3 separate regions of the Mus musculus genome follow, and regions 1 and 3 are each linked to region 2. Evidence: chromatin loops called from intact Hi-C (ENCODE). Cell type or tissue: left cerebral cortex. All regions are shown on one strand. Links, peaks and the distances in the headings refer to the core of each region. The heading gives the core; the rest is flanking DNA. Region 1 has its middle 110 kb from the start of Slc4a3. Region 2 has its middle 11 kb from the start of Gm32622. Region 3 holds the start of Gm33083 (a long non-coding RNA gene).

Region 1 (11,126 bases), core at 1,513-9,512, 270 kb after region 2:
TCAAAATTGATAATGGAGCTGGGAAGCAGTGGTGCACACCTTTGGTCCTAGCACTGGGGAGACAGAGGCAGGTAGACCTCTGTGAGTTCGAGGCCAGCCTGGTCTACAGAGTGAGTTCCAGAACAGCCAGGACTACACAGTGAAGCCCCATTTCCAAATCAAAAAAAAAAAAAAAAGACAGAGGTGGAGAGACAGCTCCGTGGATAAGAGCGTTTGCTGCACAAGTGTAAGAACCTGAGTTCGTAGTCCAGTACTGACATTTTTAAAAAGCCTGGTGTTGCCAGACTGTAACCCCAGCACAGGGGTCAGGCCAGAGACAAGAAGGTCACTGGGGCTTGCTGGACGCCAGCCTAGCTCCAAGTTTAGTGAGAGACCCTGTCTCAAAGGAATAAGGTAAAGAGTATACTTGACATCATTCTCTGGCTTCTGCACAGGTGTACACATATCCTGGTATACAGCATCTTCACACACGCGTGTGCACCCCTCACCCAGCTCTCAAGAAATAAAGATGAGACACCCAGGGCTGCAAAATGCCAGAACAATGGCCTGTGTTCAACACCCTCTGGGTTATAAGAACCACCTATCTTTTTTCTGCCTAAAGGATTTTGTCCATGCAATATCTTTTGTACTGAACATAATAGTAAATAAAGAAAGTCTTAGACTCCACCATAGGCAATAAATTAAAGGGAGCCAACTTCTGTACAACAGTTCTATGAGTGGGCAGACAGGTAGCATAGTGCCTGTTTTGGACAATGAAACACTGTAGGCAGACAAGGCACAAGTCCACACAACAAACCAGAGTAAGGCAAAATTAATATGGCATTAAAACATAGCCTCTTTTCTGTCCTGCCCATAACAGTCATCATCAGTATATTGCAGTAGCCTTCAGCCCCGCTATGGTCTGTCTTCATAGCCCCGTGAGCCCAAGATTCTTGTTGTCAAGTTAGCAACCTAATGAAAATCTCCTGGATTCTTGAGTTGATAGCTATCATGAGTCACTCAGACCTGACCTCTGACCCAGCTCTGATGCCACCCTCTGCCTCCTGCTCCTGACTCTTGCCTGGCAGTCTTCTCATCACTCCTCCCCTGGCTCGGGTTTTTCTTCACGCCCTGGGATACGCAGAAAGCACCTGGGCCGCGTCAAGAGCGCCTCCCAGGACTTTACAGCAGCGCAAGAATGCTGAAGAAACGAGGCCCGCATGACTGAAATAAGGAACCCACGACCCCTAAAAGAGACAGAGGGAGGTCGGGAGATGGTTCGCAAAAAGCTCTTCGTGTTCCGGAGCACATCCAAAAGGTGCCCCATCTCCCTGCAGCCCGGCAGAGAAGGTGAAAGACTCCAGTCCTTGCTTTGTCTGCTTTATGGCTAGGTTTCTGCCTTCAAGGTAAGGAACAGATGTTTCCTAAGCTCCCGGGGATTTGTCTGCCTTGTTCACACCTTCAGCAGACAGTTCATTGCCGTTTTAATTTATACGGTTCTGTTTCGCTGGTGGGACAATAACTCTCGCTCCACTTTAAGTCACAAAATGGTGGCATAAGAGAAAGCTGGGCTGAACCTCATTACACCTAGCTGTGTGTTCCCCTGCCACTTGCCGGTCTGCCTCTTGCCTGAATCCAAACACAGTCAACTCGCCAGCCCAGATTGCTTCCTCTATCCGGGCTCCGGGCATCAGTTTAGTGATCTGTAATCTGAAGTTTGAAGAGACCGATACCATTGATTCACAAGGTCCATTCCAGCTCTGACATCTATTAAACTCTTACTTGTAAAAAGGAGGCTTTCAATCTCTGTGTGGCTTGTACCATCCAGAGCCTGGACGTGCATCCCACAATGCCTTTCTGCTGTGCCCTGCCGTTGAGGCTTACAGCAACAGAGGGAGAATCATTCCCAGCTGCTGGGAGCCTAATCCAGCTGCCATGTGGGGAGTTTTGTCATGCCTATTTCACAGTGGGTCATGTCAAGTCAACATGTATTTCTTAAGTGCCTCTGACAAGCCCAGAAAGAGGGTGGGACCCCCCCTGAGGCCTCAGCGAGTTCATCTGAATGGAAAAGCTTGTTTTGCTGGACTTCAGGGGGTCTCCAGCCCTGAAGGCTTGAGATTCAGTAATCCGTTGGGAGGAAAGATGCTCAGCCCCACTCCCAGACCAAGGCTCCTGTCCCAAGTCCAGATACCCAGCCACTTGGTCCCAAGGCCTAACCCACATGGAGACTAGGGAAGATACCAGTGTGCTTTTTACAGACAGGCACACCTCTGAACCGTCTATGGGGCTGAGTCCAGTCCCACTACTTCTACAGCTCCAAGATCTCTGGGCCACTCTGAGGTGGGTGGGGAAGACGCAGATTGGACGTATGCGGAATGATTTAAAGAAAGTCCCCCACACAACCACACAGTATCCCACACAACCACACAGTATCCCACACAACCTCACAGTATCCCACACAACCTCACAGTATCCCACACAACCACACAGTATCCCACACAACCACACAGTACCCCACACAACCACACAGTACCCCACACAATCTCACAGTCCAACCTGAAACTCTCAGCACAGGCAGCCAGAGTCTTTGCATGCAAGCATCTTGCTTCCAGAAGTTTCCTGATAAATGCAAATGTACACAGAAGACTAGCATGTGCTCAGACTTCTTTTCCCAGTGTCACCAACATTTTCCACCCCCTACCCGGAACCCCCCCCCCCCATTGCTCCTCCCCAGGTCTCTAAGTACAGAACAAAGGCTTCTAAGAAACACAAGAACTTCCCCATCAAGAGAGAGATAGGAATCATTTTTTTTTAAGAAAAACACTTAGAGAGGAATAAAAAGTTCACAAACACGCATGCTCTTCGACTTACACTCTATTTTGTGTCTTCAACCAGACGAAGACAAGGGAATCAGAGGAAAAAAAAAATCAGTTGGCAAGAAGAAAATAGGAGGTAATACAGAGAACTTTTTAAATCCACTATTTTATGAGAGTTTTTAGAAAGAGCATGCCTCTGCCTTTAAGGAATTATGAATCCCATCGCTGTTTCAGTTGGCCACCGGAAATCTCCTCAAATTATGACACAGATTTATTATTTAATTACAAATGGGTAAGCATTAATTGTGAGTGGGGAAATTCTGAAGGGTAATTGAAGCTTGGATCAGAATGAGGACGAGGTCTCGGTCCTCCTTATGGGGACATGGGGAAGCAGGAAAAAAAAAATCATGACTTTACCCCACACTAGCAGCAATTGGACCAGGTAGAAGAGTTTCCTAAATACATCTGGTAAACCTGAGACGGTGATTAAAGGAGACTATGTCCTCGCATTTCTTCTTGCTCCAAATGTTTTTAAAACCATCAGTTGCCATTTGCTATGGACTTAATTGTGGGCCCACAGTAGTTTGTATACTGCATCCCTAGTCCCCAGTTAGACTTATTTGGATGTCGGGCTTTAGGGAGGTATTAAAGGTTCATGGAGTCCTAGGGCCCTAACCCGTTAGTAGTGTGTCCTTGTAGGAAGAGTTAATAGACACTCCATGGAGAAAGACCCTTCCATGGCCATACAGGGGGGAAAAAAGGCTATCTAGAAGCTGGGAAGAGAGCCCTCACCATAAATTAAGTTTGTGGGGCTTCTCGCCTCCACAGAGAGAATATAAATGCCAGTCACTTAAGCCTCCCAGTGTGCAAAGTCTCTTTATGGCACCCTGAGCAGCTAATGCAACATCTGTGCAAAAGAAATGTTCTGCCCAAGGGATGAGGCTCGCTGAGGCAGTCAACAAACAGGAGTGAACCATCGTCTAGACAATGGTTTTATAGCAGAAGCTGTGATAGCGTCCTCAACAGGATTCTCCCCACAGCAGCTCTAAGCCTCTGCTTCCACAACCTCCCTCCAATGCTGGCACCAACTTAGGTGCGCCCTCCTCAGCCTGAGGAGGAACAGTGCTCAGTACCCAGGCAATGGGTACTGACTGTCTTCTCCCTTGAGTTTGCCTCCGAAGCAGTCGGAGCCGTGCCGTGGAGTCCAGGCTCGGCCTATCAGGGAGTAAAACAATGTCGCCGTGGAGAACCGGAAAACGACAATCGTTCCTGACAAGCACTCCATGAGCGCATGCGGCCTAGGTGCACCTACACCTGGACGGCTTTCTGAGTCCTAAAGGACTGGTAAAGACTGGTGTCTAGGCCAGGGACAATGTCAGGGGACACACACCTTCAGGAGGCCAGAGTTTCACAGTGTGAGGGCGATAAAGGGATGTTAAATAAAACTGGGGAGACAGGAAGGAAAAATAGCTAGGCCAAACGTTAATTTCAGGAGAGGAATCGGATTGAGGCTGAAAGCTGGAATAATCCCCTCAGCTTTTGACTAAACTCTAGCTAGAAGAGCAGAAATCTATACTTGATCATTTAAAAAGAAACAACTTTTGCTTCAAAGCTTTTAAAGAAAGATAAGAAAAAGGAGGAATTTTTTTCCTTCCCTACAAATATTTGCATTTTTTTTTTAATTTGACACTTTTAACGTCAGGCAACAGGGGACTATGGTTTGATTGGTTGGTTGGTTTTGGATACAACCGAGGGTCACAAAGGCAAGAGTACTCATACATCAGCAAACAGGACGAAGTCGTGTGATTTTTTAGTGCCTCAAATACGCCCACCAAGGCTGATGTCTAATTGCCAATGGTCCAACAATCAGTTCACAAAATTCCTGGCTACTTAACCAGTCTCTAGCAAGTACACCAGCTGGCTCCAGCACACTTTTGCAAGGCATTCTGGGTAAGCAGATGGCAGCTGGCCCAGCACAAAACCACAGACCAGAGAAACCAAGGTTTCAGAGGGCGATGTGAGGAAGCCCAATAGATCTTCCTCCCCTGGATGCAGCTCCTCGCAGGCACTACAGGGAGCTACGGACCTAGTCATTAAGCTACCCACCACCTAAGGAAGAGACACATTCCGTTCTTTAGGAAGGGTTGCCTAGACCCCGGCGCACTGTGATGGCGCCACCTGGTGGCCAAAGGAAAAACAGCCACGGAGAATCTCAGATTTCCACCACGTTTTTAAAATTCTGTATGAAATTGGTATTTCAGGAAAGAAAAAGAGTGGGGGAGGGGAATCGAAGGGAGGGACAGAAAAGGACTGGAAGGGGGTGCTACAGGAAGGGAGGGAAGGGGGAAGGAGGAGATGGGATGGAAGAGTTAGAAAAGATCTTAGCTAATCATTGGCAAACCAAAAGCTCAACTTTCCCAGGCACTTCCTAAAAATGCCCACTATGTCCCCCATAAAGAAAGATATTAAAAATGAATTACTGAAATACTTTTAATGATTTGGCCAGACAAACGCTGAGTGGTTTACCTCACTACTAGACAGTTCCATCACTCAGCTGTCGTGACCATCTATAGATACTTATGACTGGCCTATACTTTGGATATTCATGTATAATTCATCTAAATTCATTCTATGGCCCAACCTTCGAAAGAACTGCTAGCATATGCTTTTGTTTCCATAACAAAGCCAAACACAGAAGCCAGGGTAGGGTATGTACCTCTCCAGCTTAACCCTCAGTGCCTGGCACTGGCCTCTCTGCTTGGCCAGGGTTCAATACAGCCTGGTCCTAGTTAGTTCCTGGTTCCTCTGCAGAAACTCTCTCTAAAGGTTCATGCCAGTCACCTGCAGGTATTTATAGAAATCTAAGCTTTGGTTCATAAGTCAGAGAACTGGGCAGAATTGGAGCTGGCACCAGTAAGCATTAGAGTAATAGTTGATGAAACAGATTAATTAAAGAAATGCATTAACATGCATAACCGAGTGGCTCTTATTATATGTATGTGAGTTGTCCAGCTAGAGTAAAACATTTAAACTCTGTGTCTGTCTGTGTGTGTGTGTGCGCGCGCGCGTGCATGTGTGCGTGCATGTGTGTAAGAAAGCAGAGCTCGCCTTGATGATGTGTATTATTTCCACAGCCTCTGGCTGAGCTTCAAGCTCAAAACACCTTTGACTAAACACTCAGAAGCCGGTTACTGGGATCGATAAAGGAGAAAGAGTGACCTCTGCTGGCCAAGTGAGATTTTTTTTTCCCCAGCCTCTGGTCAATTTCCCAACTCTACAATGACATGATGTGTTTACAGAAATGCAGTAATGCCCTCTGCAGAATAAATGATCGGCTAATTTTTTTCTAGACTGGTGATATTTACAATCCCATCAGCAAAAAGGCCATGGCTTGTTTGGCTCAAAAACTCCTTAATGATTTGTAGAAATGAGATTCAATTAGGTTTTTTTATGCTTAATAATTATTCAGTAGAAAAAATAAGAAATGTTTTCATGTGGCAAACAATCATTTATTTTCTTTGCTTCTTGTTTATATGTCATTGATGAAATGAATAATTTGCAATTTATTTTGAAATATAGAAACTAACTAGGGTAATGATAAAACTGTTGCCCCTAAGTATCTCATTAATATCTGTAGTCATTTGATTGCTAAGCCCTCAATTTAGGAACTGAATTGTTATTTTTTGCATTTATTTAGTGTGTGTGTGTGTGTGTGTGTGTGTGTGTGTGTGTGTTCACATTGCTATGGTGTGCTTGTGGAGCACAACTTCCAGGACTCAGTTCTCTCCTTCCTGTGGTGGGCCCAGGATTGAGCCAAGGTCATAAGGCTTGGCAGCAAATGCCTTTACCCACTGAGCCATCTCCCCATCCCTAAAAGTTTTCAATTCTTTCCAATAGTCCCATTTCATAATCCATTGTGCTGTGCAGACTGGGAATGAGTTAGCTCACGCTTGAAGACTCAACAGTGCTCAGAACAAAATCACTTCCACTTCATCCCTGGGTGGCCAGATCTCTCCACAGAGCTTCCGTTGCTTTCGACAAGCAGAAGATGGGGTGCCTCGTGCTACTCTCAGACATTTTCAACTATCAGCTTACCCTGATTACAGAGGTCACTTTGGTCTCTAGTTTGTCCAAATTTAAAACAAAAATACCATATTTCAGGTTTTCCACAGAAATGCTGGGCAAAGTCTCTTTAAAATGTTTTTAATTGACTAATAATTCTGCCAATGTGACTGTTAAATCAAGAAGGTGAAAGAGGAGAGACACCCAGAGAGCAAGCTCTGAGCCCCACTCAGTGAGGGAAACTGGCCCATATGTCAATAAACTATAAAAATTCTCAAATGCCTATAAAAGGCATCAGTATCCAGTGTCATATAACTCATGCACCATCGTTACCAATAAAATATTCAAATTAAATGAAGGGTTTATTTTAAATCTTTTTTATATTCCTACATAATGAAAGGCTAGTATTTCTGTCACATGCCTTTCTGAAGCCAACACTCTCCCTTTCCCTAGCTCTCTGGCTGACAAGAGGCCAGACTACTTCACACTCAGAAACACTTTGAAAATCAGAGAGTAGACATGGAAGGAGAGAGGGAAGATGAAGCCATAATCATTATGGTGTGTGCTGGTCTCCTGCACCTGCGGGGGGGGGGGGGGGGAACGAGGACAGAAACACGTAGATGAACTGTGGAGAGAATATCTTGTGTGTTCTATGGATGCATCACCTGTCAATTACAAAAACCTACAGCCTATAGGAAAGGGTAGAATAGAAGGTGGGACATCTGGGAGGGAGAAAGAATTCTGGGATAGAGCCAGGAGCAGGAGATTGGCCTGGGAAGATGTGACAAGACAGAGGCATGGCACCTGAGCACAGGTAACCAGCCATGGGGCAGAAGGTAGACTAGAGTAACTGGATTATAATAAGTTATGATCTAGTCAGAGAAGAGCCGAACTATATGGCAAGGTATTTGTAAATAGATTTAGAGTCTGGGTCTTGTTTCTTGGAGCGTAGAGTGGGAGGAAGAACCAAAGTGTAACTTCTACAACCAACTCTGACACAATTCCTGGAACTGGCCATGATGTCTTCCCTTCCTTGCTTTTCATTTGCTAACACACACACTAATCCCAGCGCTCGGGAGGCAGAGGCAGGCGGATTTCTGAGTTCGAGGCCAGTCTGGTCTACAAAGTGAGCTCCAGGACAGCCATGGCTACACAGAGAAACCCTGTCTCGAAAAAACCAAAAAAAAAAAAAAAAAAAAAAAAAAGAATGAACAATCTTTCCTAAGAATACCAATTGACACTCCTCAACACACATGGTTTTGTCTTGGTTTACTCTATGAAATGGTATAGAGAAGATCTTTAAGAAAAGATACAGACCTTGCTATGTGTTGAATGTGTCCTCCAAAGTCCATGAGCCAGGAACTTGGTTTCAGTACAACAGGGTTGAAAAGTGGGAATCTCTAAGACTTGATTAGACACTGAAAATTATCACATCAAGAGTGGATCCGCAGGCAGGGGTAGGGGTGTGGGCCTTTTACTTTAGCACTTGGGAGGCAGAGACAAGTGGATCTCTGCATTTGGGGGCAGCCTGGTCTACAGAACAAGTTTTAGTTACAGGGTCACAAAGAGAAATCCTGTCATCATCATCATCATCATCCTCCTCATCCTCGTCATCATCAGCATGCATCAGCATTCAGTGCTGCAGGAGTGAATCTGCTACCGCAGGTTTGCAGTGAAAGCCGTTCAGCCCTCGTCTGTCTCTGCCTCGTGTGCAGGTGTTCTTGTTCACCTTCTGCCTTCCTCTGTGGAACGACACTGCCCTTGCTAGATGCTGGTGCCTTAATATTGAACTTCCAGCCTCCTACACCTTGAGAAATAAATACTGTTTTCTTTACAAATGACCCAGTCTATGATATACTGCTCTAGCAACATGCGTTAGACTAAAATGCAGACCTGGAACTAAGAAAGCTCGATTCGGAGCTGGGACTGTAGCTCAGTTGGTGAAGTAGCTCAGTTGGTGAAGTGCTTGCCTTGCATGCAAGAAGCCCTGGCTTTGGTCCTCAACACCACGTAAGCTGGTCACAATGGTGCACACCTATAACCCCAACACTGAAGGGGTCAAGCAAGAGCACCAGACATTCAGGATCATCCTTGGCTATATCGGGAGTTCAAAACCAGCTTAGGCTAATGTGAGACCTGCCTCAAAATCAAAAGAAAAATGTGGAGAAATGGGGAAGGTGTCCTTGTGGGTAAAGTGCTTACCATGCACATGAGAGCCTGCGTTCTGATCCCTAAGCAATCTATGCACAGTGGCAGACATCTATTTGTCACCCAGAGCAGATGACAGTGACAGAGGCAGAGACAGTGGCTCATGGGCGCTCACTAGCCAGCCAGGCTAGGTGAAATAGCAAGCTCCAAGTTCGATGAGAAACCATGTCTCCAAAAGTACAGTGGAGAGCAGTAGAGGAAGAGAGCTGTTGACTTCTGTGTTCATACATGCTCACACATATCTACCACCCTCATGAACACATACATATATGTATCTACCACCCACATAAGCACACACCACAAATACTGTGTTAACACACACACACAGAGGGTAGGGGTTGGACATTTTAATCCCAGCACTTGAGACTCAGAGGCAGTCAGATCTCTTGTGAATTCAAGACCAGCCTGGTCTCCATAGTAAGTTCCTGGCCAGCTGAGGTTACATAATGAAAGTCTGTCTCAAAGAATTTTACTAAAATTAGAATTAAATAATTCAAATTGTCCTTAACTGCCAGTATACATTCAAGTCATTTTTTAAAGATTTATTTATTTTATGTATATGAGTACATTGTAGCTGTCTCAGACACACCAGAAGAGGACATCAGACCTCATTACAGATGGCTGTGAGCCACCATGTGGTTGCTGAGAATTTGAACTCAGGACCTCTGGAAGAACAGTCAGTGCTCTTAACCACTGAGCCATCTTCCCAGCCCTATATTCAAGTTTTTAATAAGACCAAAAACATTGAAATAATTGCAATCTTCATGAGAAGAAAGGATAGTGATAGAAGAAACGTATTCTTTAGACTATACATATTTCTTTTTTAATACTTTATTTTTATTGTATGTGAATTGGTGTTTTCTCTGTATATATGTCTGCGTGAGGGTGTTGGATATCCTGGAATTGGATTTACAAACAGTTGTAAGCTAACATGTGGGTGCTAGGAACATAGAAAAGAAAGCATTTAACTAAGAACTTGTTCCAGAAGGTTAGCCCACAGCCATCATGGCAGGGAGCACTGCAGCCAGACAGGTGGGCGTGGCACATGGGCAAGAGGCAGAGAGAGAGACAGACAGAGACAGACAGACAGAGAGATAGACTGGGCCTGGCATGGGCTTTTGAAACCTCAAATCCCATGACATCCTTCCTCCAACAAGACCTCACCTCCTAAGGCTTCCTAAACAGTCCACCCACTGGGAACTAAACACTGAAATAAATGAGCCTATGGAGGGCGTTCTCATTCAAACGCCACATCCAGGAACACAGATTCATGTTGCCCCAAATAAAGTTGCATGAACTTTTATAATCACAGAAAAAGGAAGGAAGGAAGGAAGGAAGGAAGGAAGGAAGGAAGGAAGGAAGGAAGGAAGGAAGGAAGGAAGGAAGGAAGGAAGCCAAAAGTCAATACCCTCCCCCAAGTACATTGGCGGAAGTAAGCTGTCACAGTGTGGGAGGGGGACTCGGCTGTAAGTTTCAGATGCTATCTGATGACATTCTTAGTATTTACGTTAGTGGGCTAAACATGCATTCTGAAGGTTTGACCTGAGCGTCAAAAGAACAAAGAGGAGGGCAACAAATGGTGGGCTAAAGGTAGCCTGAGATAATTTGCCTCTGGATCGTATAACTTTCTAGCTCTCTACAACCGCAGAGCTTTCATCCGATAGCTAAGTGGGGTCTTTAACAGGGGTGTGGCTTCTTCTCCTGGGCTCTTCATTTATAAGGTTGGCGTGGGTTTCTTCAGAACAACAGAGTCTTTCTCAGCTGGTGGTTGTGGCTGATGTTGTTGATGATGTTGTTGCTGCTGCTGCTGTTAGTATGTATGCTGTCTGTGTGTCTGCTCACTATGTGGGTGTAGTGTCTGTGGAGACCAGAAGAGGAAGCCAAATCCTCTGGGACTGAAGATAAGGAAGGTTGTAAGCTGCCATGCGGGTGTGAGGAATTGTGGAACCAGGGTCCTTTAAAGAACAGCCAGTGCTAAGAGTCACTAAGCCACCCCTTCACTCCCCTTTCCGGATTCTTAATGAGCTTAACTCGGGGAGCTAAGGGTACCAGACATGTAGT
Region 2 (11,126 bases), core at 1,946-9,945:
GTGACTCCCAAGCAAGGACCAGCGTTGTAACCCAGCCATACTCCTTTCTAACTGCCAATGTGGAGACCGACGGAGGTCCAGAGAACTTAAAGAATTTTAACAGTCAGCAGGTGGTTAAGCCTGAAGTTGGGTCAGGTGTCTCGACGCCACAACTTTTTGAACAAAGACGAAGAGGAAGAATTCTTCTAGAACTTTGAGTAAGGAGAGAACAGTTTAAAAGGTGGGAAACGGACACAGGCTCCGTGCATGCCCTCCCTCAGCTGTGAACCCGCACAGTTAATGTCACACAGGCCAACTGGAAAAGCAGAGTAAATTAACGCACTAGAGACTGTGTGCTTTGAGAAGTCCTGTCTGCCTCGCAGGGTATGAAAGGTTCTGGAACCACACCGTGGTCATAATTCAGTGGGTCTGGCATCTTAGGAGCACAGCATCTCCCGGAGTTATCTCTATAATGGTAGCGTCTATAAGTAGTGTACCTGACCCTTTAGCCCTTCCCCATTCTTTACCGTAATGAGTCTAACTAGCATGAAGAGCTCAAGGGCCCTTCACTCCTTGCTGCTCTCCAGAATAGGGAAGGCTCAAGGACCACTAGGCTGGCACAGCATCTTGCTTGGCTTTGTCTTTTGAAATTGCCTTGAATAGGGGAGTGTATTCGTGTTTCACATCTCCAGAGGTAGGAGTGCACCTTTGGTTTCCATGCACACACATCTGAGACTCTTCTTTTTAAGACAGCCCTAGAGCTACTGGGGCATACTAGCTCCACGCACTGTCTATCAGGGGGGCCTGAGGATTCACCTCTCCCTGAGTCGTTAGTGCTTCTGAGTCTCTCTGTCTGTCTGTCTCTCTGTCTATCTATGTCTCTGTCTCTGTTTCTCTCTCTGTCTCTCTGTCTCTGTCTCTGTGTGTGTGTGTGTGTGTCAGTCTGTCTGTCTGTGTGTGAGTGTGTGTTTATGTATGGGGGTTGCACACTTATATCAGGATCTCCTTATGTAATCTACTCTTCCTACCCTCAAAGCGACATCATCCCCAGGGTCCTTTTGCCTGAGATATCATACTTAGCTCACCTCTGTCCCTTTTTTGACCAGAGAGTGACTCAAGCAAATATTCCTTTTTCCCAGTGACTTCTACAGGGCATGGGCCTGGCTTTGTTTTGCCCTTTACAGCTGGTATCCAGTAGGCTCACAGTCACACTTTGGGAGGTGGTATCCAGTAGGCCCACAGTCATGCTTTGAGAAGAGGTCCTACCCTGGCAGGACTTAAGATAACAACAGGGCAGGGTGAGGAGATGGTTTAGTTAGCTGTCCAAGCAAGCAGACTTGGGTTCAGATTCTCAGCAATTGCATAAAAAGCCAGATACAGTGGAGCCTTTAACCCAGTGCTGGGGAAGCAGGGATAGGGGCATCACTGGGGCTTGGTGGCTGCTCGGCCTGGCCAAACCAATGAATTCTAGGGTTCAATGAGAGAGAGCCAGCCAAAAATAAGTAATGAGGAGGAGAAGGAGGAAGAGGGGGAGAAAGAAGAGGGAAGAGGAAGAAGAGGAGGAGAAAGGAGGGGGAGGATGAAGAGAAGGAAGAGGAGAAAAAGGAGGGAGGAGAAAGAGAAGGGAGGAGGAAGAGGGGAGGAGGGGGAAGAGGAGGGAGGAGGAAGAAGACAAGGAAGGAGGAGGAGAATGGGGGGGAGGAGGAGATGGAAGAGGAGAAAAAGGAGGGAGGAGAAAGGAGGTGGGAGGAGGAGAAAGAGGAGGGAGGAGGAAGAGTGGAGGAGGAGGAGAAAGAGGACGGAGGAGGAGGAGGAGGAGATAAAGAATGCATAAGGAAGAAACCCAATGTCCAGTCTGGCCACCATGTGAACCTGTAAATGCCTATACGCATACACACATATGAATACATGACAAAGGTGGTGGGGAACAGGGCCTTAATTGTACACTTTGTCCCCATGTACTGACTTGAGTACTTCTGCATTTACTCTTACTAGAAAAGTGCTAAATGTAAATGAGCTAAATACCTAATAAAAAATGGAAAGAAAAAAAAAATGGGGCTCAGAACTGAACAAAGAATTCTCACCTGAGGAATACCGAATGGCAGAGAAGCACCTGAAAAAATGTTCAACATCCTTAATCATCAGGGAAATGCAAATCAAAACAACCCTGAGATTCCACCTCACACCAGTCAGAATGGCTAAGATCAAAAATTCAGGTGACAGCAGATGCTGGTGAGGATGTGGAGAAAGAGGAACACTCCTCCATTGTTGGTGGGATTGCAAGCTTGTCCAACCACTCTGGAAATCAGTCTGGTGGTTCCTCAGAAAATTGGACATAGTACTCCCGGAGGATCCAGCAATACCTCTCCTGGGCATATATCCAGAAGATGCCCCAACTGGTAAGAAGGACACATGCTCCACTATGTTCATAGCAGCCTTATTTATAATAGCCAGAAGCTGGAAAGAACCCAGATGCCCCTCAACAGAGGAATGGATACAGAAGAAAAAAAAAAAAAAAAGAAAAGAAAAGTGCTATTGCTTGATTATTATTGTCTGTCATAGAATAAGAAAGAGTCGGGGAGCACAGTTAGCCCACTTGGAGTTTTACCACCCTATCCTGAAGGAGAGACTGCAAGAAGGTCTGTTTCTGTCCTAAGCTTCCAAGAATCCTCTTAGTCCAAAGAAGCCCAGATAATTCTACAACAGTGGTTCTCAACCTTTGTAATGCGGTGACCCTTTAATATATAGTTCCTTATGTTGTGGTGACCCCCAACCATAAAATTATTTTCCTTGCTACTTCATAACTGTAATGTTTCTTCCATTATGAATCATAATATAAATATCCATATTTTCCCAAGGTCTTAGGCCACCCCTGTGAAAGGGACATTCAACCCATTCAAGCCCAAAAGCAGTCAAGACCCACAGGTTGAGAACCGCTGCGCTATGCACTCTCCAGGTGCCCCTCAAAACTGTATGGCAGCGCTGGAGAGTTGCGGGAAGGGAGAGGCAGTAAGAACCTCACTACCATCTTCTCACAAGTATGACATACTGGGTTGAAGGCCATGGACAAAATTCTGTCAGCCTCAGCTTAGTGTGAAGCTGGACACACCTGAATATATTATTCAAATAGCAGAGACAGGCGACAGGCTTGGGGCATGTTGAAACATTAAGCTGACAGGGGAAGTACTAGAACTGATGTCTGGGCACCAAACAGCATCATCCACACTGCAAGGTGGTGTTCGTTAGGGGTTTGAAAACAGAGGCTAAGTCCTGGAAGCCCGAGGTAGGGTATAGTACCAGAAGGCTCCGCAGATTTCCTCTCCCAAGCCCCTCGCTCTCCTTTGATTTCATGTAGGTCTGACAAATAGACTGTAAGTGTCCAAACTTTAGAAGACTCGCTGGACGTCACATATCAATAGGGCATTCCTGCCTCCCCAGCAGGCTCCTGCATGTCCCTTCCTGACCCAGTCTCCTCTGTGGGGGTAAACAGAGTCTGGTTTGTATCACTACAGACTAGCTTGTCTGTCCTTGTTCTTATGTATATAGAGCACTATAGTATAGATTCTCGTGTCAGCTCCCCCTTGCCTCAGGTTGCATCTGTACGTTTATCTCTGTCATTCAATACGTACTACAGTCTTTCTTTTTCATTGTCCACCGCAAGAGCACATCCAGTTTGCACGCACGTTTGGATAGTTTGTTTATCCTCCTGGGTAGTTTCCAATATTTTTACTATTCTGAAGTAATAATCTGGAACATTTATCTTGCTGAACAAATGCACGGGCTTCCCTTGAAGAAAGACTTTGGAGTATAAAAACTTGAATACTGTGCAGGTGGGTGCATTTATCTCTAAATACTCCTGTGCAATGATCCTCTTTGGTGACCATGCCAACCTACACTCTTACCAACTCCATATGAGTTTACTTGACCCACATCTTTGCCCAATGTTAATATTGTTAGACTTTTATCATTTTAGCCAACCTACTTGCAGGTGAGTAGCAGTGTCTTATTATGGTTTTGATTAGTGTTTCTTATCTAGGACTGTTCCACTTCAAATACTGATGTGGGTGCCTGACAGGGGCCACAGGGTCTCTCCAGTCACATGGGTTGCGTCCCCTGGCACTAGTAAACAGCCTTGCAGACAGTCAATAGACTAGGACTAAAGTCAACACATTCTTACTATGGAGACCTAACAGGAATTGCAGTCTTGGGGGACTTCAGCACAACTCTGACCCTCTGAGGAGGGAATGAGCTAGAAGAGACTACGGAGCATGCACTGTGCCCATGTATGTAAATCACATGTAAAAGGCAGAAAGCAGACCCTCAAGCTATGATGCTCTGCAGCTGCCGTGCCTACCTGTCTCCACTCCAGAGAATGCCGGAACACCCAGGAGGCAGCAGGCAGGGTTCAACAAGGGTAAGGTTTTACTCTTGTCTTTAATCTGGTACCATGGGGACACTGGACCCTCACCCTTGGGATGTCCATAAAATATAAAAATCGGGGTTTCTTTGTTTGGCTCTTTCTTAATTGATTATCCATTTGTGTTCAAATAAATGAGGCTTCTTCTGGCTAGTGGTTAACTTAGAATCAGACAGTGGGAAGGCGTTACTGTCTATGGCACCTGTCACAGGCATAGGAAAGGCATCGTTGGTGTCCTGAAAATGTGCCTGATGAAAGCTAATATATGACCCAGAATCAGTAATCAGAAAGGAGGCTTTGAATCTCACTCATCTTAAGATTTGGGCCAAGTAACTTCTCTGTGAACTGATTTTTTTCCCATCTATATCAACTGGAGTTGAACCACTTTGAGGAAGGTCGGTGTCAAGGTCTAGTTCTCCCAATCTGTGACTTCCCTTCAACCTTAGTGCCTGGCTTTGCTAAGATACAAAAGCATCCACTCCCGGGTAGAGCAATGAGACCTGGGCCAGTTCCCGCCACACATCCAAGATGATAGAAAGCCCGACCCAGATTCTGCACTGGCTAATTGAGCATTAAGACACAACAAGGGCTCTATTGCGGCATAATAATGCATGCCTGGCTGATTTATTAAGCATCTAACTTAAAAGCGCATTGTTCTGCAAGGCCCCGTAGCTTAGGCAGCGCTCCATGGAAAACACTTGCGGTGAGGCTGCTGTAGTGTTCAGATCCTGTTACATCCCATAACTTCCAACTTCCCAGTCCCTAGGCTGCAGCCTTCAGCTCCCTTCCTGCCCTTTTCAGAAGCCTGACAGCCTGGGTCTGGCTCTCACCTCTTTGCAGAGCTGTGGCGCCCCCTGTCGGCACTGAGTTTTTCTTAGATTCTAACTATGCAGCAAAGGGAGGAGGGATTGACGGCTTTCTCTAACTCAGATGAAGCCAGGCAGAAGGCAAACGAAGAGAAAGAACCCCACAACCTGCCCCCTTGGCCAGCCTAATTTTACTCAGAGCACTTCTCTCTGGCTCCCATGTTTATGTTTATTTAAGCTCCACTCGTGTACAACGATAACAAAGCCTATGTTTTGTTCTCTATTGGAATTTCGGCTCCCTGCTTGGCATGAAGGAGGCACCTGGTAATATTTTCCCCGAAAGAATCATTTATTCATTCCATGAGTGGTGATGTCAGGTGGTAGCAACAGTCTCCAAGCAGAAGAAAGCAGGGTAAAGAGGATGGCGTGCCAAAAGTAAGTTTTGCTATTTCAGATGAAGTGATTAGGGAGTGGGGAGAGCTCTCGATAAAGATCCACAAACAGAAACAAAGAAAATAAGAAAATGTGTCACTCAAAGTTGTAGGGGAAGAATATTCTAGATTGAACCCAGCCAGTTTCAAGGCCCAAGTGAGAGCGTGACGAATTTGCAGGGGCCCATGGGCCTGAAGCATAGCACGAGAGCAGAAGGCAAGAGGGTTGAGAGGTATCTAAGGCCAAATCTCTAAAAGGGACAGGAGCTTGCCAGGCATGGACCAGATCCAACCCCGTGCCCTTTGTGGTAATGTGCCGGGTTATAGCCGTGCTGTGCCTTACCTTATCCTCCATGGCTTTGCTCATGCTACAGCAGATGAGCACACAGACACCAGGCCGGCAAAGGCCAAAATAGTCGCTGTCCAGCCCCTGCCCTCAGTCATCAGAGACCACTGTCAAGACTTCAGCTCTTCTCAGAAGAACAATGGGAAGCCACTAGAGGCCCAGACACTGAGCAGAAGGTTGACACACTCAGACTCACAACTTAAAAGGATCAGAGTTGCTTCTGAGGGAAATAAGAATTGTAGGGGTAGAAGCTGAAAAGTCAGTTAAGAGGTGAGAAATGGAAGTAGATTCGGCTAGAAATATTATCAGATTAGGAGATACACACCCCAGAAGCCCCTGTAACCTGCACTGCGTTTCTTTGCTTTTATGGATTCTAGCCTGGAGCTTCTGGGTTTATATGGGAGAGCTAAGAAGTCATCTGAAAAACTACAGTGTTGTTTCATTTCCATTTCTTTTCTACATCAGGAAGGAAGCCATGGCTATGATGCTAAATGTTGCAGAGAACAAGCAGCCATTTCTAATGATCTTTTGCTAATCATTCTAGGCTTGAGCTAGGGTCAAGACAAGACATTGGTTTATGTGCCAGTTCCTGGCAGCTTTCCTCATTGAAGCAGACAGACATTCAACTGGTTGGGGTTGGGGGGCACTTGGATTTAGGTCTGAGGGGGTTGAGTGCAGGTCAGGACATCAGCAAAGGCTTCAAGCTACAATTATGAATCAAACATTCCAGAGGAAGCTGAGGACCAGGGGACAATGTAATGACAATGGGAAATACCCAAAAGAAAGTATAAGGGTCGCACATCCTTACACATCCTTGCCCTCAGCCCAGCAATCAGCATGACTCAGGTAAAGCCTCACCTCCCATCATTCCTTGATGCAACACATACAGAGGCTGCCAGGTAGATGAGACATGTTTCCCTGTCATCTTGGTTCTCAATGGGTTTGATTTGGTTTGGTTTGGTTTGGGGGGTTGGTTTTTAGTTTGGGGTTTGCTTTGGGTATTGTTGTTTGGGTAGGGTTTATTTGTTGGTTTTGTTTTTGTTCTTGGTTGAGTTTGGGTTTTTTTTTTTCCTTTATTCGTTTTTGTTTTATTTTGTTTTGTTTTGGGCTTGGGGTTTTGTTTGTTTGGTTTTTTTTTTTTTTTTTTTTTTTTTTTTTTTTTTTTTTGGTTGGTTGATTGGTTGGTTGATTTCTCTGTGTAGTCCTAGCTATCCTAAAGCTTACTCTATTGAAGTGGAAATTTGTGGGTTCTTTGGAAGGTCAGTTAGATGGTGTTTTGCTGGGGCAAACACATGAAGGAACATTTAGCTGAAGTGTACCCAGATGAAAGACTAAGGCAGACTTGTGAAGGAAGGTTTCGCTGAAGCAGACACAGGAGAGAGGATGTTCTGGTAAAGCAAGCAAGTGAAAGGACATGTGATGAAGGGTTCTTTGCTAACCACATGCATGTATTGGTCTACCTTACATAGCGTAGGTGGGCTGCATTTTCAGGACTCCATAGAGAAAAAAAAACGGACCAAGAAACTTCTGGTGGTGTGCTGCAGTTTCTTACCAGACTGAAACTGATTGGCAAAGTGAGACACACCTGCTAAGGAAAGACCTGTGAAGCACACATGTTTGGAGGGTATAAATATGACTCGATGGACAGTGACAGAGGCTGAGCTTGGCTTACTGATGGAGCTAGCTGTGCAACACTGATGGGTCTCTCATCTTCACTGATCTTCATTTCCCTGAGAGAGGCACGGCAAAGAACTCCTCCTGGTCCCTCCTGCTGACTCTTGCCAAGGCTGAGGCCTGACTATCTCTGCTAGGTAGTACCACAGCTGCTGATTCCTGTTTGCTATCCTTATTCTCCTGAATTGGACTGTTGGTATATCCATGAAGTGTTTGTGGGTGGGTCGAGCTGCTGCTGCTAACCTGTGGACTGAAATGCCGATTTCCAAACAACAAAGATGGGATTTGCTCCAAAGGACCTTTCTAAATAGGTCCACCTCCCCCATTTATACCCTTTCTTTCCCACTACCTCTGGTGGGTGGTGGGCTACAACGGAGGTTAAAGTATTTAAGAATCATCATTAAAAATAAGATTGAGGCCAGACTGGCCTCAAATTCAGAGGTCCACCCATTTCTGCCTCTGCTTCCCAAGTTCTGGAATTAAAGGTGTGCCCCACCATGGCCCAGCTGTGTTTTGTTTTGCTTTGTTTAACCAAATTTCTACAAACATAGTTTTTTAGATGAGTTCCATGAGATCATGGGAAGGTCCCAGAAGGAAAGGGAATACCAAAGGGATTCAGGAGTCTGACAGCCCCAGGCTTGACCATCCTAGCTGTAATTGGTTAGCTGTGTGACCTAGGGAATGTTACTTCTCTGTGCCTCCACTCAGGTCTGCTAAGTTGAGAAGATACAAAGATGGAGAGGTTATGACAATTGTAGAGAATAGCTCACCATCATCAACTTGTGCTACCAAGCAAGAACCACGTGATGGGAAGAGTGAGCTCCATTGATGGCCTAAGCAGTCGATAAACAACCCTTCCCAGTCTCATAGTTGCCGCCAACCCATAAGAAGAAATCACCATCTCTATCACAGGGAAACGGAGAAGTTCTCCTGAAGCAACTGGCAGGAATAAACTCACTAGTAGAAAGCTGGCAGAGTGTGAACAGCTGTGTATAAAGGTCCTGAACCCGCACCCAAAAGAGCAGGAGACTATAGTCCATAGCAAGACAAGGTCAAAGAGATCAAATACCAGAGAGCCAGGACAGTGGCCTAGCCAGCACACAGTAGCCAAACCCTATGAATCAAGGCCAATCTAGGCCACAACTGGCTCCGGTAGATTTGAGTCCTGAATGGTTCATCCTTGGCCTGAAAAATCCAGGGTTGTGGGGAGTTCTGTGGCCCAAAGCAGTCAAGACAGATGTTTAGGAGTCCCTGGAACAGAAGAGGGACATTTCTCATTCCTTGCTTACTCCCTCAACCTTTGCCTCTTTCCAGCCTCCAAGTGACTCCCTATAAGCTCAAGACATTGCACAGATTTCAGAGAATTACAGCATGTGAAGACTAAAATAAGGAGCTGGAGATCAACTGGGATTTCAGCTAACTAGCACGCAATCCCTTACTCTCTCTGAGCCTATGTTTTCATCTGTAAAATATGGGCAAATGGTCCCCATCTATCACAACTTAGATTGTTAGGAGACCTAGCTAAGGTTAGAGAATAAAGAACTGGACAATCAGGACCACCTTCATCCAACTTATCACAAGTTCCCTCTCAGGGATGGTTATGGAAAGGAGTAGGAAAGGAGGGAGGTCCAATAGATCCACCCACAAGCTCCCCCATGTCCACTGGGTCATGCCTCCTAACCTCAATGCTCAGCATCAATCACTGGCATTTGTTATAATGGGGGGAAGGGGAGGGGGTCAGTGATGTCCATGTGAGTCAGTGCTGAGGACCGGGAGATGTCTGGAACCCTCTTGGGACTCTCAATTGCTCTGGGCATTTTTTAAAGCATTCGTTGGACTCAGAGAGTATTCTAAGGAGACATAGAGGGAAGAGGCTATATCTGACTTAAGAAAAACACAAGACAAATAATAACACAGAAGTGCTGAGTAAACACAGGCTCCCAAACACCAGCCTTCAACACCAATTCCTTGCCTTTGTCTGAAGTCTATAGCATTTCTTGGGGTTACCACCTTCCATTAGGGGCATCCTCAGGTACTCTACAGCACATGATTTAATGGGGCAAATGATGGAGTCTTCATAAACATCTGCTTGTTAAATATGTGAATGAGTGGTTGGGCAAGTACATGGGTGGATTGGATACATGGATGGATGGATCGATGGATGGATGGACGAACAGATGGATGAATGGATGGACTGGGTTGGATTGAATTTGGATATATGACTGGATGGATGGATGGATGGATGGATGGATGGATGGATGGATGGATGGATGGATACATGTATGCATGGGTGAATGGGTGGGTGGATTGTAGGTGGGTAGATGAATGGGTAGATAAATAGGTTCATGGATTGGGGTAGATTGGATATGTAGATGTATGGAATGGAAAGATGAGAGGAATGACTGGCTTGATGAACACTAACTTTTGGATACTCATTCTTGATTTTCTACAAATGTCAATTCATGGCATGCCTCTGTCATGAAAATACCATTGTGCCATCTCTTCTCTAGAATTGAAAATCAAAGGAATGGATTTTAGGTGGCATCAACCCAAGCTATTTCCTTCTCTATCAAGAAGCAGTGGCAATGGATTCTGAGTTTATACCAAGAGATATTATTCTCAGGCTCAAATAAGAATGGGGGTGAATCTGCCTTGACTGCAATGGGTATACAAAAGCAACTCAGCATTCCATGGGCCCGTTTGAGGTCAATACATGCTGAGGTCAAGGAGATGGAGCTTGGATTCTCCGTGTTGTAAAGCCTTGAACAGCACACAGCCTGTTTCTGTGTATTCTTCTCCAGAGCACTGCATCTCTGAGCTGGGGGTGAGAATATGGAAGAATACACACAGCATCCACAGCAATAGAGAGAACGGCTACATTCAATGAGCATGTACTACTCGGATGCTGTCATGGTATACATCCCTCATAGTTATCTTACTGAGTGTCCTACACATCTGGTTCTGCTGCTACTTAGACTCCTCTTTATTAGATACTCAGTTCTTACCTCCCATCAGAGCTGAGATACAGTCCCCAGTCTAGAAAGGAGGGTAGGATTAGACAGAGCAACAATGCGTGGATTTCAAGCTTATGAAGCATCCCAGATTGTCACTCACCCATCTGGAAGCTTCAGGGTCCCACCATGAGAACAGTCTAGTATCTACCACCTTCCAGCCTGGGTACAAAGTAGCCCACACCAATCACACTCACAATCTAGGTCCAGAGCTTACCCTTCTCCAAATTGTACAAGCAAACTCTGATTGGCCAAAACCCGGGGAGTGAGATACAAAAATAAAGGTATAATAGCATGTGGATACTGTGCTTGTTCATTATACAGCAACAGTGAACATTACTGATAATTAATTCTATAAATGGGGGAAACAAGGTCCAGAGAGTCTAAGTAACTTACCTAAAGCTATCCAGCTTATAAATGGCAGAATTAAAGGAGAACCAGATCTTCCAGGCCCTGGAGAAG
Region 3 (11,126 bases), core at 1,162-9,161, 2.0 Mb before region 2:
CTGGTATTGTCAAGAGAAAAATGTACATCAAGTATACATAATAGAACGAGTGAGCCGAGCTAGGTTAGGTCACAATAGGTCAGCAGAAAGAAGTTCAAGAAAGGATTTGAATACCTTGAATGAGTGGGCAGATCATGAGGTAGCCTGTCTGGACAAGATAGTGAGGGAGGGAACGTCACTTGACTACTGATGGCAGGTGGCCATGGCTTTGACGAATGACTCCCCAAAGGATTGAATAATGACTTACAACCTCTTTGAAGTCATAGAGAGTATGCCCTGAGCACTATATATTGCTCAGAAAAAAAAAGTGTTAACATGTCTCCAAGATTTTAATAAGAAACAATTGTAAATAAATGGACAATAATGAAATAGAGAAATACCTATAATCAACCCATACTTGAAGCACCTTGAACCAACATGGCCAGTTTATAATTATATCATGCCCTGTAATTAGATGCATGATCATTTAGAACTTTACAAAATCCAGTCTCAGAGGAATCTCTAATGGCTGGGAAACACTTGAACGGTTCAGAAGTGCCCTTAGTCATCACAGAAATGCAAGTCAAAAGGGCTCTGAGATTCTACCCTATATCTATCAGAATAGCTAAGGTCAAAAGTTCAAGTAACAGCACATGCTATCAAGGATATGGAACAAGGCGAACCATTGCTGATGGGAATACAAACTTGGACAACCACTTTGGAAGTCAATTTGGCTGTTTCTCAGAAAACTGGGAATAGTTCTACCTCAAGATCCAGCTATACCACTCCTGTGCATATACCCAAAAAGATGCTCCACCATCCCCCAAAGACCCTTGCTCAACTATGCTCATAGCAACTTTATTCATAATAGTCAAAAACTGTAAATGACCCAGATGTCTCTCAAATGAAGAATGAATAAAGAAAATATGGTCCATTTAACAATGGAATACTACTCAGCTATTAAAAATAAGGGCATCGTGAAATTTTCAGGCAAATGGTTGGAACTAGAAAATAACCCAGACCCCAAAGGACATACATGGCATGTACTTACTTATAAGCAGATAATAGCCATAAAGTACAAGATAACCAAGGCTACAATCCACAGATGCAAAGAAGACAACCAGGAGGTCTAAATAACAAAGTGAATCTTAATCTGAAGAAGAAATAGACATTGGAGATGGATGGATGGATGGATGGATGGATGGATGGATGGAGGGAGGGAACTTGATGGAGGAGGGGATGGGGAGTGGAACAGGGCAGGGGATTAGGAATAGGGAGATCAAGGGAGAGAGAAGGGAAATTGGCAGGGGCTTGTTGGGGGGGGGGGAGCATCTCTACGATGTGCCAGAGACCTGGAATGGGGGTGGGGGAGGCAGAAGGGAAGATTTTCAGTCCTTTGGGTGGCTGACTCAATTTTCCTTTTCAAGTTTAAGTTTAAGGTCCACACAAAACAGCCCACTGCTTATCTCTCTTCACGTTGCAGGGTGAACTTAGTAAGGAGTGGAAATGTCCACACCTGTGCTATACATCAAACCCATAGGAAACAAGGGTCAAGTGACTGTGTTTGTTTCCTGAATATTTGTTTTGTTTTGTGCCACTCTCACCTGCCACCTGTGTGTCCTTGAGGATTCTTGTTCATGCTGCGTCTCAGTTTTAGAAATATTTTACTGAATATTCATGACAACATTTTCCAAGTTTATAAATGTAAAGGTTTTCTCTATTTGGTCCCAGGTAAGCATGTGGCTACTTCATTCTGAATGTCACCCGCCAGCCAGGAAAGAGGGTGAGAATTGGTAATAGAGTTGGGTAATTGGCAAAAGGTGTGTTTATTCTAAGGATTGGACATTTTCTAAGCTGGCGCCTATCACTTTCTGTAATTCTTCAGGGTGTTTTTTAGGCATTTTATCAAGATGGATGGATTGACTAAGCAGCCCACTTGGTATGTGTGCAACAAATAGTGAATGTGAAAATGGCCAGGGATGGAGACAAGTGTCTAGGATTTCCAGCTCTAACTGACATGAAAAAAAAATCAGGGTTTCTCAAAATAGGGGTCGCCTAGCATATCATTGTTCAAATCATCTCTATGCTAAATCAAAGCAGAAGCCAGGACCTCCTGCTTAGTCCTTTCTAATGGAATGTTTTCTAAGCACAAAATTATTCCATTACAACAGGAAAGCATATTTTGGCTTCCTGTGAGAGCCACGTTGAAGAATTACACAAAGCCATAGGTATCAACACTGTACCAGCTTAGAAAATGTCCAGTCCTTAGAATAAAAGCACCCTGTGCCAATTATCCAGATCTATTATGGATTCCCACCCTCTTTCCTGTCTTGTGGGCGACATCCAGAATGAAATACCCACACACTTACACGAGACCAAATAGAGAAAACATTTACATTAATAAACTGGGAAAAAGTAATTATCCAATTACAACAGGAAATCACATTCTGGCTTATTATGATACCCACTGAACCCATTCATTTGAAAGAACTCTTATAGAATACTTTTGCCCCCAAAAGTAGTTTCTATAACTTTAAATGTGTAGTCTTTTTCTGTGAATGGGGGTTGAGGGGGAGTAGGTTGTTCCTTTTCTAAAGAATGAATGTACCAGCCAGCCTAATAGAAAAACTGGGAAATAGAAAAACTCCAGATGCTGCCTTCATGAATGTCATATTTTGGTTGGAGAGACCAGATAGTCACACACACACAAAAATCTTAGATAGCTGATGGATCCCTAAGTTTGAGGTCAGCCTGGTCTACAGGGCTAGTTCCAGGAGAGCCAGGGTTATACAGGGAAAGTCTGTCTTAGAAAACTAACTAGATAGATAGATAGATAGATAGATAGATAGATAGATAGATAGATAGATATGAGATAGGTAGATAGATAGGTGGAAGATAGGTAGATAGATGATAGATAGATAGATAGATAGATAGATAGATAGATAGATAGATAGATAGATGATAGATAGAAGATAGGTAGATAGGTGAGAGATAGGTAGATAGATAGATAGATAGATAGATAGATAGATAGATAGATAGATAGATAGATAGATACATACATAGATACATATATACATAGATACATAGATACATATATAGATACATAGATAGAAAGATAGATGCATAGATACATAGATAGACAAATGAAACCTTACCTGGCAGAGGAGATAACATGATCAAGAAGATGATTTTCCCAGGGCAAGGCTTATCCATTGCAATCCAGATGTGCTGACCCCTGAAACTTTCTCAAATGTGAGAAACATGACTGAATAACTTATGGTAGTGGGAGTTTGCATTCATGCTCTCCCCAAGTGGGGGGATCTTTGAAGTGATACTGTGATTAGTTGTCTGAGTAGATCCTATAGCTTCCTGGAAGGCAGAGAGATGCAGTGTGATTGAAACACTAAGAAAAAGTTGTTGTTTTAAAAAATTGTCATTTGATGAATGAACAAGATCCAGAAAGGAGCGAATGCAAGATGGATGGGGGCTGTGTCACACCAAAGAGGAACAAGAGGAAATGGATTCAGAACTCAATGCAATAAGCAATGACAGAGTGACTGGGTGCCTCCTGAGAAACATGACACTGTATGCCAAGATCTTGGCTGCCCCAATGCTCACTCTCCAGCGTGACAAAGGAGCAATACAAAGAAAAAGAGAAAATAAACAAAACCAATTTAGATTGCAAATTGTATTTAAGGGAATGAATAGGTGCAATGGCAGAGAATGTGGAGCAGGTTTGCATTCAGTATTTCCCAACTTTCAAGCACGTGTGAATTTCCCAGGATCTTATTAAGACAGATTCTGATCTAATGTATGAAATGGGCTGTAAGATTTGCATTAGGAAAAAAAATCCCAAACCTCAGATGGCATGCATACCCTTCTTCACCTTGCCCAGTAGGTGTGGCTTTACAGAACAAGTTCTGAGGACCCAGATAAAAGGATAGGCAGAGCACAGGCTTCCTGGTGGGACAGGGTAGTAAGGAAGCATTAAGAGGCAGCTCTGGATCACACTGAGGGGTCTAGAGTACCCAAGTGGGTGTCAGGACTTCATCAGTGAGGCTCATGCTCAAGATGAGACTTGTCTGTTACATAGACTCAGCTTACCAACACACTGTCCAGTCAGGGCATATACAAAAAAAGATACTCGTAGAGCATAGCAGAGAAGATGTAGACTTAGACTATGAAGGATCAAAGAAATAGGACTGTCATAATCCTATCACTCCTGAATGATCCCCTGTTGATAGGAAGGAAAGGACAAGCAGGATCAATGTCTAACAGAAAGGGAAGAAGTTTTTGTTTTTACCTCATGTGGGATTATATTAGGCTAAAGAAATTCTGTCAAAAGCACCAAGAGTCTTAAAGGAGTATATATGTAATTCAATTTAGGGCAAGATATGGAAAAAGGTGAGCAACAATGGGCTGAATTTGGGGGAAATTTATAAGGAAGGTCATATAAGAGCCAGAAGGGCCTGGGGAAACACTGGGAGGATGAGGAGGTACTGGGAGTAGTCCTTGTTCGTATGGGCAGATGCTGTGTGATGAGGGGACACTGGCAATTGTCACTGTCATCAGTGTCCACCACTCTGCAACCCTTCTTCCACCAAGGTTCTCTGTCGGACCACAGTTTTGAGGGTTGGTGGCCAAGCCTTTCCACCAAGGGAAGGATTGCATCTTCATGTGTGAAGGAGAGAAAAGTGACAAGAAGGTACAGCGCTAGGAGGAAAACCCATTGGCCTGACACAAGTATGGTGGTCCCAGGACAAAATGCAGTGCGCCATTGCCATGCATCATCTGGGGCAAGGGGCCGGGCATGAGTGACAGGACAGTGTCTCTTTGTGACTCCTTAGATTACAGAAACCAAGTCCTGGGCACATGGAGGTAAGTTCATAAGGACCCAGGCTTTCTTGGTGCTCAGTCTATCATTCTGTTATTCAGTCAAGGTGAACAAGTGTTAAGTGTGGAGGCTATATACAACATACCTTGCTGTGAGTGGGTGGGAACCTTGGCTCTTGCATTCATTGATATTAGCTTTGAGCTTATGTCAATGCTTTGGTACATAAGGTGACATTCTTATGATTACAGAATTCCATATGTCATAAATATGAGAACGCACTCAATGCATAATTCGGGCAGTTCCACACATAAATACTAGGTGGCAGCCCAACACTGCCTTTGGGTAATTGAGGCGTCTTGTCTGATTCTCTACCCAGCACATTAATGGAAAATTTTAGATGCTTTAAGAAGGGCTTTCAGTGGGAAGGTTTACAGAAATAAGTAAATGATGCTGATGACACATTTGTTAACTGCCTTTCTCCAAACCACTTTTTAAATTACGAATTATACATGCAATTTAATGAGACGGCAAAAACTTAAGGCAACTGAAAAATAGGCAGAGGATGTAAATAGCTATTTTATAGGAGCAATGCACAAGGCAATGGCCATATGCGGTGGGTGTTTAACTTCTTGGAAGATGAGAAATTATAATTATGTAAGTATGATTTTTATCACCCCTTGATCTGATAGAAACATTTTTTCTGAGTTCTAACCTAGAGAAAAATGAGAGATATGGTTAAAGATCTATGCACAAGTATCCTCAATGATTTATTTATGGTAATCTAAAGACGTTAGTTCTTAGAAGATGCTGTTTCCTACAGTAGAATATCATACATTCTTAATTGATTTGATTTTATGTTTTAGTCAGTCTCTAACAAAATTATATGCATTATAGTGAGTTAATGTAAGAAATGCTGACACATGATTCACAAAAACAGACAAAGAAGAGGGATAGTTTGCCTCTTTGGAGATGGGGAGAGATGGGATTTGTGGAGATTTTAGTCATTAGGAGAAATGACAGGTTAGAAGTTTCGACTATGAGGCCATCGCTTGGCTGGTGCAAAGCAGAATCATGATCAAATGGATCACTATGGTCACACAACAATGAATCTTTGGCAGCATCACAGGACGAAAACCCAGGTCTTTCTCTTGGACCATTTTTTTTTTTTTAATTCATGAATGTATGGGGACTTCAGTACGACACTCATTGGTGCTGTCAGAATACAGGTATCTGTGGCAATTAAAAAGGAAAATAATTCAGTAAAACAGGAAGAACCTTCTCTCTCCCGAGTGATACAGAAATATCTGTACCCATTTTATTCAATTCACAAATGTATTAATCTGCTTTTAATTCAGTTCTTAACACATTCTTACATAACATGTAATGCCTTTTATGAAAAGCAGAAAACTGTAGCTGGCTGAGCCTTTTGCTTTAAGCAAAGACATGAATGAACAAGGCAAGGAAAAACTGATAGTGTTGTTTGACCAAGAGTTTGTTTGTTGTATTCCTTTAGAAACACATGAACCAAGTGTTTGATTTATTTATTTTCTGACCTTATTGAGTCAATTATCCATTGCTCTCATTATGGAAATAGTAGATTAAAAATAAAGGAAGCCTTTCATCATGGTTGGGCACTTCAGTAACTATAAAGAACAAAGATATATAGTATCCAGTCTTGGAATCTAGTACCAAATAAAAGCTTAGAAGGCTTTTAATTTAGGTGAGTATATTTTAAAATAATGGTCTGACATAGTCCCTTCTTACAAACATCACAATCTATATAGTCAGAGTCCTGGTCTTTTTGCTTCATCTATCAGCCAAGCAACTTAACAAACTGATGGAGAAGTAACCGCTTCATTGGCTCTGTGATTCCAGCCGTTCGAGTATTTTTTTACATTATTAAAATCTTTTACTTTTTTCAAGTTAAACAATTCTTACAGGTATATATGTCAGGCACATCGCTTTACCTCTTTGTCTTCCTTCTTTAGCAATTTGCATTTTTATTTTTAACATGACAAATATAAAGTTACATGGAAATGCTAGGTAATAGCATTCTCCTTTTTCCTAGGATCCTGAACTTTGACAATGACATTGCTAAGAAATTTTACCCTGATTAGGAAAATATGTTGTTTTTTTTTTCTGTGTTCACTGATATATTTGGACATATCATACTTCCAGGTTCCCATTGAGGTGGGGATAGAAGCACAGGAGACGAAGTCCTACCCTTTGTGTGAAATGATATTACCATCGAGCTACTATTACAATAATTTCTATAGAGAATTGTATATCCGATGGGGCTAGAAACAGTGACAACTGTCCGCACCGAGTTTTCTTCACAAAGTGCTGAATGTTTGAGAGGGCTTTGCAAAACAGGTTAAAACCTTCCTGAATGAGATTGATGAAACAGTAGATTTTATTATAATAAAATACAAAAGAAGCACCTACTATTATTTATTAATTTTAAAAAATGCATATATTTGACCTACATGTCTAGTCTGCCTTTTATCTGTACAGTTGATATCATGAAACAAAGAAGGGAAATATAAATTTTAGCAACTTCAATCTTGGTGCTTTCTGGAACATTGAGAAAGGCAGTTCTTTGTATTTTGCTCATAATTCTGTTTGGGAGTACGTTGAAAGCATTGTAATAAACATTTGCATGTTTTATAGAAGGTTACGGGATTTCTACTTTTATTTGAATTTCCTTGCTCATTGGATCTATGTGTGCAGGATTTTTTTTTTTCAGTGTGAATGGTCTGGGTCGTCTTTCATTTAGGGCAGAAGCATAGACAATGACTTGAATTTGGCTTCCTGGTGTCTCAATAACTTCAGAATCTGTGAAAACTCACAGGAACCTCTTGCTCTGCCAAATACCTCCAAAGTTAGGAGTGGCCCAAGGTTAATGCTGAGCTGCAGCAGAGACTAGAGGCTCTTCCCTGACTGAAGGGTTACATCATTACATCATTTTTACCTTGCAGGTCTAGATTAATTTCAGCAATGTGTGAGGGCTTGCCCTTGGGTATGCGCTCACCAGGGACGCTCAGGTTCCCATGAGCTTCGGAAGCTCGGCTCCCATCCCTTTCTTTCCCCTACCCGCTTCCAATGAGTGTCGATGAAGCTGCCTTACTACTTACTAGTTACTAATTAAAATCAACCAAACTCATTCGAGATTTTAGAGGAAATGGTTTCACTTTTTTTTTTCACATTTATGATAAGGTTGGCTATAGGTTTGTTAGATATAGCGTTTTATTTCTCGCTAATTCAGGGCTTTTATGGGGTAGTCCAGGCTGACATCAAACTCACAGAGTAGCTGAGAATGACTTTGATATATGACTCTCTTGCCTCTATCTCCCAACAGCTGGAATTAAAGACATGAGCTGTCACCGCAGGCTTATACAGTGCTGGGAATCAAACCTAGGCTTCGGACATGCTGGGCAGTCTACCCAGCTAAGCTACGTATTTTTTTTATGACTGCTTCAATCCATGTTGATTGTTATAAATTTCTTTATATTGTTCCTATATTCTTTCGATTTAATGTTGGTAGGTCATTTGTGTCTCTAGGAACTCAATTTCTTCAGTATTTTTCAGTTACTTGGAATAGAAGCGTTTAAAGTACTCCTTAATGGTTATTTGGATTTCATTGGGATCTGTAGTATCCCTTCCCTTTGTAAATTTGTATCCTGTCTTTCTTTTGGTTAATTTGGCTACGAGATTGTCAATTTTTATTTTATTATTATTTTTTAAAGAACAATTTTGTTGTTTGCTTCTGATTGACTGAAGAATTGTTCTCTAGTCTTCATCTTTTTAATTTCTCCCTCATTCTTATTTCTTGTCCTACACTGATTTAGGGTTGGGTTTAGTCTTGATTGTCTAGGACTTTGTGGTGCATCATGAGGTTATTTATTTAAGATCTTTCTGTTTCTTTAACTATAAACATTCATATCTATAAGTATTCCCTTTAGACTTGCCCTAGCTGTATCTCAACAAGGCTGGTAAGTTATGTTTTTATTTTTATTTGTGTTTAACAGTCTCTTTCTTTCCTCCCTGATTTCTTCAGTGACTGACTAGCCATTCAAGAGTATATTCTTCAGTTTCATCTGGCTATTTATTTATTTATTTATTTATTTAGCTATTAGCTTCTAGAGAGCTATAATAAATAGCATAAAATGATAATATATAAGAACCTCTTTGGAAATTTTGCATTTAGTAAGGTTTGATTTGTGACCTAGAAACATAGTCTGTTTAGAGTAGATTCCATGGGAAGCTAAGAAAAAAAAATGCATGTTTTATTTCTTTCAGATGGAATCTTCTATAGCTATGTATCACATCTATTTGTTCCATAGTGTATTTTAATTCTGAGTTTTACTTTTTTAATTTTTAGTTTGGATGGATTATGTAGATATGAGTATGAGATGTTGAAATCATATACTATTATTATATTGAGACTTGTCTGACCTTTGGTGTTCAATAATGTTTTTTTTTTGTTTTTTTGTTTTTGGTAAGAGTGAGATTGTCAATGTTTATTGTCTGCATATTCATAATTGTAACACATTCTTGACAAATCATTCTATTTTTTAATGTGTAGGGATGTACCTTACCTCTTTTGATTAATTTGCATTTGAAGTCTACTTTATTTGAAAGCAAAAATCTAAGTCTGTTCTTTTTGCCTTCCTTTTTATTGACAGATTGTATTTCACCTCTTGGCTTTCAATCTGTATCTTTATCAATGAAGTGTGGACACTTGGATCTAGTTTTTGTTTCAGTCAGCAAATCTATAAAGCTCTATTAGTAAGCTCATGAGATGTACAGCTAAACCTCTATTGAAATTTCTTTTATTCCTATAGTTTTTTTTTTCCTGATTGGTTGGATTATTGCCTGCTCATTACTCTCTCCCCTATTAGTATAAGGGATTTTCTGGCTCACTCTGCTAGGCATCATAGTTTCCTTTCTAGCTCTCCTTTGTTTACTTGATCATGTTATGACTTTTATTCTTTCTTATGCTTTCATGACTGAGACTTTCTTGCTCTTCTGTGTGTAATATTCCTTGAATTCAGCAGTGCTGGCTTTTGGTGTGTGTGTGTGTGTGTGTTTGTGTGTGTGTGTGTGTGTGTGTGTGTGTGTGTGTGTGTGTGTGTGTGTATGTATGATGAATTGGTTTCCTTAATGTCTCTTTGTCTTGAAATGTCCTAATATCTCCAACAGCTTTAAAATCTAGTTTGCCTAGATAGAGCTATCTTGGTTGACAGTTATTTACTGCCAGGGCTTTAAATATTTCATGCTTTCCTGGTTTTGAGGATTGGTGAGAAATCTGTTGTTTCTGCTTTTATAGGTGAGTTTGTAGTTTTCCTTATATATCTTATTATTGTTTCTTTCTTTGGTATCTTTTAACTTCTTGACTATAATATGCTATAGAGAAGTTCTTTTCTGGTCCTGTGTATTTGGGATTTTAAATTCCTTTGGCATTTGAATGTTTATTTATTTCTCTGGATTTGGAGGAATTTCTGCTCTGACTTCATTGAGTGGATTTTTTTTTAAAATATTTCTTTCTTGTTTATCTTAGTTTCTTATATCCCGTGGATGCTTAGGTTTGGGTTTGTATCCTGGAATGTTTTGACATTGTGGTCATGCATGATGAGAGTCAGTTCTGTTATTCCACGTGGGTCCTGAGAATTGAACTCAGATCATCAGTCTTGGTGGCAAGCTCCTTTATCATTTAGGACATCTCACCAGTCCAATTCACTTTGCCTTTAATATTTAATTTTTAATTCTTTTCAAAATCTCCATTTCCTTGATGAATTTTCTTTGGCATTGCTGGTTTATTTATCTATACTGCTGATTTCCTCATCAGAGTACCCTCTTTTCGCTGTATGTTACTGTCTGGCTATATCCTTTTTCTGTTGCTGTAGTAAAATGTCTTGTAAAAGCAACTTAAGGAAAATGTTCATTCTTATTTTGTTGTTGTTGTCATTTTCCTTTATTTTGTTTTTGTTTTTAGCTGACCATTCAAGGGTACGGTCCATGATGGTGCAGATAAGCCAGGGGCAGGAATTATTTTTTAATTATTTTTATTAGGTATTTTCTTCATTTACATTTCAAGTCCCCCATACCCTCCCCCCAACTCCCCTACCCACCCACTCCCACTTCTTGACCCTGGCATTCCCCTGTACTGAGGCATATAAAGTTTGCATAGCCAATGGGCCTCTCTTTCCACTGATGGCCAACTAGGCCATCTTCTGATACATATGCAGCTAGAGACACGAGCTCTGGGGGTGGGGGGGTACTAGTTAGTTCATATTGTTGTTCCACCTATAGG

Evidence for each region. A loop is a pair of places that touch in the nucleus more often than their neighbours do. Peaks named below come from ENCODE experiments on the same cell type or tissue, not always from the same donor. Only the 100,000 strongest peaks of a DNase experiment are listed, where the experiment ranks them.
Region 1: a loop joins it to region 2, with 6 times the contacts of the local background. A loop is called at or near these places in 12 of 42 quality-filtered maps.
Region 3: a loop joins it to region 2, with 4 times the contacts of the local background. A loop is called at or near these places in 3 of 42 quality-filtered maps.

Annotation. Positions count from the first base shown.
Region 1 is chr1:75,647,594-75,658,719 of GRCm38, reverse strand. No RefSeq gene overlaps it. Among named protein-coding and RNA genes, the nearest start is that of Slc4a3, 110 kb to the right of the region's middle. In left cerebral cortex, for the core only: CTCF peaks have their summits at 4,975 (motif pointing left) and 6,032 (motif pointing left); DNase peaks (open chromatin) are centred at 4,780, 4,936, 5,489 and 6,006; H3K4me3 peaks cover 249 bases.
Region 2 is chr1:75,920,045-75,931,170 of GRCm38, reverse strand. No RefSeq gene overlaps it. Among named protein-coding and RNA genes, the nearest start is that of Gm32622, 11 kb to the left of the region's middle. In left cerebral cortex, for the core only: a CTCF peak has its summit at 5,239 (motif pointing left); DNase peaks (open chromatin) are centred at 5,250, 5,590 and 5,882; H3K4me3 peaks cover 210 bases; H3K27ac peaks cover 377 bases.
Region 3 is chr1:77,890,447-77,901,572 of GRCm38, reverse strand. It overlaps Gm33083 (a long non-coding RNA gene), which reads left to right and starts at 5,275. Exons shown (of 5, transcript XR_373562.2): 1 at 5,275-5,467. The region is part of intron 3 of Gm33030 (a long non-coding RNA gene); the gene reads right to left. Gm26263 (a small nuclear RNA gene) reads left to right here and starts at 3,127; the gene lies at 3,127-3,290. In left cerebral cortex, for the core only: a CTCF peak has its summit at 5,129; a DNase peak (open chromatin) is centred at 5,156; H3K27ac peaks cover 839 bases.